Linked DNA regions of Homo sapiens: region 2 is linked to region 1. A link is a loop called in an ENCODE intact Hi-C map of the cell type or tissue named here. Cell type or tissue: endothelial cell of umbilical vein. All regions are shown on one strand.

Region 1 (2,500 bases):
TGCAGGACAGTGTGGGAGGCCAGACTGAAAACAACCACAGGGCTCAGAGAGCAGCATCATTTCATTAGGATCATCATCTTCATTCCCCTCTTTAAAAACACACTTCCAGACCACTTGCTCTATGCCAGGCACTTGGCTAGGTATGGGAGACACAAAAGATATCATGTACAGTTCCTGCCTTGAGGGCATTTACAACCCATCAAGGAGAACTGCCACACACACACCAACCTTAAACGAAATGCGTAGAAGTTACTTGGAAAGTTTGCACTTCCATTTAACGTGTGCATGTTCAGAAGAATGGAGGCCTGCAAGAGTTCCCTTTTCACATGTACTTGGAGCTTTCCCTTGAAGGGCCCTCTAATTAAGTCTTTGGGGAGGCAGTGCAGCACAGTGGTTGCAACCACAGTCTCTGGAGTCCGAAGGCCTGGGTTGAAATTTGGGCTGCAGCACTGACGACCTACAACTCCCTGGTGGAGTCTTTAGTTCTCTATCCTTGGTGATATGGTTTGGCTGTGTCCCCACCCAAATCTCATCTTGAATTATAATTCCCATAATTCCCTTGTGTTGTGGAGCGACCCAGTGGGAGATAATTGAATCATGGGGACGATTTCTCCCATACTGTTCTCATGGTAGTGAATAAGTCTCATGAAATCTGATGGTTTTATAAGCAGAAACCCCTTTCACTTGGCTCTCTCTCTTTGCCTGCTGCCATCCACATAAGACGTGACTTGCTCCTCCTTGCCTTCTGTCATGATTGTGAGGCCTCCCCAGCCATGTGGACCTGTAAGTCCATTAAACCTGTTTTTCTTCCCAGTCTGGGGTACGTCTTTATCAGCAGTGTGAAAACAGACTAATACACTTGGTTACCTTGTCTATAAAATAACGATCCAAAGGCAACCTGGTTGATTGGGTTGTCATATCAGCTAAGACAATGCAGAAAAATAGTACCATGCATGATACCCAATTAACCCAATAGCAAATAAGTAAGCACGATGCTGCTGGCTGTGGCTTGCATACTGTAGCTGAGCCGAAGTAGAGTCTCTGAGCAAGGAGGGCACCATGGAACATGTTCTTCTGGGAGTCCCGCTCAGAAAGCAAAGCTGGGTGAGTGTGCAAGGTCGTTGTGGTGCTGCCAAGTCATTGTGGAGCCTCGCTAGCATATCTTGGCTTAAAGGAGTAGGGATTTCTTAATAAATCAGGTGTTTCTTGTAGACACTCCCCACCCCCAGCAGTGCTGGAATGTGCAGAGGATGTTTTGAATGTGTCACCACTGATAGTTACATGCCGTCCTGTTGCAGTGCGTTTCCAGGAGCTAAACCAAGGCCAGGGTCAGGGAGCCCAGCTTTGTGGCAGCGGATGATACATTCCTCTGAAATACACCAACTCCTTGAGAGCTTCCTTCAATTATACTGCCCCGCGTGAGTTTGCACACCCTCACACACAATTGGCTTTCCTCTCTTAGGAGTTTGGGATATTTCAAGGCTTGCTAATCAGCTGTGTTTATTAGATAGCCTTTGTTTTCCCCTTCTAAGACAGGAAGCTCATTAGAAACAAGCACAAACTATCAACTTTCAACCCAGAGTTGAAAATGTTCCCTGAGAATTGGGGATATTTTTCAAGGGAGTCATATTCAGAGGCACAGCCCAACTCACGGTAGCTAAGCTGACAAGTAGGCTCTAGGTAATCCACATTCCAAGGATTTTGAGGTTCCCATGAGATGAATGCTTTCCCTCCATGATTATACCTTGCAGCTAGAAATATAAGGAAAAGCTGGGGCAAACTATAATACAGCAGGTAGTGACAATGGCCCTGGAGCCAGATGAAATGGGCTCATGTTCTGGCTTAGCCATTTACTAATTATGTGACCTTGGGCAAGTCACTGACCTTCAAATTCCTCATCCTTAAATAGGGGTAGGCCGGGAGGGTGACTCACGTCTGTAATCTCAGCACTTTGGGATCCTGAGGTGGGTGGATTGCTTGAGCACAGAAGTTAGAGACCAGCCTGGGCAACATAATGAGACCCCGTCTCTATAAAAAATTTTTTTAAAATCAGCTGGGTGTGTGATGGTGTGCACCTGTGGTCCCAGCTACTTAGGGGTCTGAGTCAGGAGGATTGCTTGAGCCTGGGAGTTTGAGACTGCTATGAACTATGATTGAGCCACTATACTTCAGCCTGGGTGACAGAGTGAGACCCTGTCTGAAAAAAAAACAAGGGTGGTACTACCCACTTCATAGGATTATTGTGAGCTTTACGTGAAGGCCTTACGTGATTGTTAGTTATTATTATTTATAGTAGCTTTCATTTATTCATTCATTCCTTTACTCAACTGATACTGATTTGGTACTTTCTATGTGCCAGGTGTTGTGTTTGGTGTAGGAACTATGTAATAAAATGAGTTCTTGTCCCTGCTCTTGAAGAGGTCACCACTCAATGAGAGAGACAACATGTACACAGGTTTTATGAAGCAGTGTGAACAATGCATGCAACAGGCTTTGGGAG
Region 2 (2,500 bases), 100 kb after region 1:
ATGGCAAAAACATATACATTTTTGTTATGTATTATGTATTCAATAAATTCCTATATAGTGCTTACTATGTACTTGGCATTGTACTAAGAACTTGTTATCAGTCAGAGTTCCCCAGAGAAACAGACCTAAGAGGAGATAGATAGAGATTAGATAGATAGATAGATAGATAGATGAATTGGCTCATGTGGTTATGAAGACTAAGTCCCAAGATCTGCAGTCAGCCAGCTGGAGACCCTGGAGAGCCTACGGTATAGTTCCAGTCTGAGGCCAAAGACCTGAGAACCAGGTTCAATTGATGGTGTGAGTTCCAGTCTGAGTTTAAGTCCAAGCATCCAAAGAGCTAATGGTCTAAGTGTTAGGCTGAGTCTGAATCTCAAGGCAGGAAAAGGCTGATGTCCCAGCTTGAAGATAGGCAGAGAGAGAGAATTCTCCCTTTTTCGCCTTTTTGCTCTATTCAGGCCTTCAATGGATTGGATGAGACCCATCCACGTTGCAGGGGACAGTCTGCTTTACTCAGTCTGCCAATTCAAATGTTCATCTCATCCAGGAGCCCCCTCACAGATATACCCAGAACAATGTCTAAGCAAATATCTGGGCACCCTGGGGCCCAGTCAAGTTGACATATAAAATTAACCATCACAGCACTTTATAAGCATTAGCTTACTTAATACTTCTAACATGTCTATTATTTTCATTTTACAGAAAAGGAAATAAAGGCTTAGAGATGTTACACAGCTAATAGGTGGCAAAGCTGGGTTTCAACCGCATGTAGTCTAGGTCAATATTAAACTTGGGGGAAGAAAAAAGGATGATTCTTAGAACTAGTTTGTGACCAACTCTGCTTTTATGCCTCCTGAAGTAACTGGCTTGGAATCTCGTGCCAGGGGATTGAACAAAGCTCCTGTACAGAATTCAGCTGCCTCCTCTACACCCCAGGGCCATTTAAGGGACACCCATTTTGATAATGATTATATGAACATTTGAACTAATGGGCATTTGGATTAAAGGTCTCTTGGAAAACTTCTTGTAGTTCTTTGGGGTATATGCTTTCAGCTCCAATCAAAACTTAATAATGAAACAAAACAAAATTTTAAAAAATCTAAAACTGCCTGACTGTTGAACTGCCAAGAGCCCAGTTAGTCAGAGCAGACCTTACAATACCAAATCAGGTTGTGTGCACACTGGAGGAAGCCTGATAAGAAAACACCGCCTAGGATGATTTCTAATTGGCAGCAAGAAAAGAGCTTGAGAACAATAGCTCGGCGGTGCCAAGTCCCTTCACATTTCTCACTAAATCAATGTCTTTTCCCCATCCGGAATGCTCTACCCTTCTCTTTACCCACCCATTTATATAATTACCTTTGGGACTTGGCTTAAAAGTTAGCTCCTGCTAAATGCCTTTCCCACCTAGCATCAACGTGCTTGGAGTTGATGGATGGAATCATTAATTTCTTACTCTTTCAGTGAGGGTCTGTTGGGTATCAGACACTCAACCAGCTGCTGAGAACAGAGTGGTGAGCTAGACACCATTCCTGACCTCCCAGAGCTCAGAACTTTCTGTGATGATGGAAATATTTTATGTTTGTGTTGCCTCTTATAGAAGCCACTAGCTCTGTGTGGTATTGAGTGCTTGAAAAGTGGCTATTGCAGCTGAAACATTGAGTTTTAAAATTTAATTTTGGTTAATTTCAATTTAAACAGCCACATGGGGTTAGTGGCTACTGTATTGGATGGCACCGATCTAAAGCAAATGTCTGGTAATAAAGAAAGGGCTGCAGCAAAGTCTTCAGGAGCTGGGATACAAATTTGTAATAAGACGTTGAGGGAGAAAACTAAGGCTTGCGGCTCAGCTCTCCTGGGCAAAGTCAATGTTGTTTAGAGGAGCAGTTATGCAGAGCCTCCGGACTCAGCTACCTGCATTCAAATTCAGGTGTTCTTCACCTTTTACTTCCATGATTTGAGGCAAGTTGCTAAAATCCTGTTTCACAAAATGATGAGTCTCAGGCTCAGACTCACCAGGGCAGAGGTGAGTGAAGCTGGAGAGGAGGCAGGTTCAGGATCTGGCCAATCTCCCATTAGCATGCATGGCAAGGTCCATGCACCATTAACTGAAAGGGCTTCCCTTGCTGAGAATGACATTCCAGCCACGCTCCCTGTGTGGGTCATTCCTCTCGCTCACTGGCACGTATGTGCCCTCACTCCAAAATAAAATTGTTTTTTTTTTTCCATTTGATTACAAAATATATTCCTGGCCATTATTAAGAAAAATACAGAAATCGTGAAAAATTATAAAGAAGAAATCACAAATTCTATCACCCAGAACTTCAGGAATCTGGTGAATATGCAAATAGTCCTATTTAAAGATATATACATTTACATAAGTGAGAACATGGTATACATTATGCTCTGTAATTGCTGCTTCACTCAATAATTTTCTGTGAACATTTTCCTGTGTTAATGTAGAACTTCATAAGCACTTGGATGACTACATAGTATTCTT

Evidence for each region. Hi-C counts contacts between places; a loop is a spot of excess contacts. Peaks named below come from ENCODE experiments on the same cell type or tissue, not always from the same donor. Only the 100,000 strongest peaks of a DNase experiment are listed, where the experiment ranks them.
Region 2: it touches region 1 in a loop (2.1-fold over the local background); 2 of 110 quality-filtered maps call a loop at or near these places.

What each region holds. Positions count from the first base shown.
Region 1 is chr12:105,484,205-105,486,704 of GRCh38, forward strand. No RefSeq gene overlaps it. Among named protein-coding and RNA genes, the nearest start is that of C12orf75, 150 kb to the left of the region's middle. In endothelial cell of umbilical vein, no CTCF peak of the experiment used is centred here; a DNase peak (open chromatin) is centred at 1,337; H3K27ac peaks cover 2,500 bases.
Region 2 is chr12:105,586,194-105,588,693 of GRCh38, forward strand. No RefSeq gene overlaps it. Among named protein-coding and RNA genes, the nearest start is that of CASC18, 120 kb to the right of the region's middle. In endothelial cell of umbilical vein, no CTCF peak of the experiment used is centred here; a DNase peak (open chromatin) is centred at 1,208; H3K27ac peaks cover 952 bases.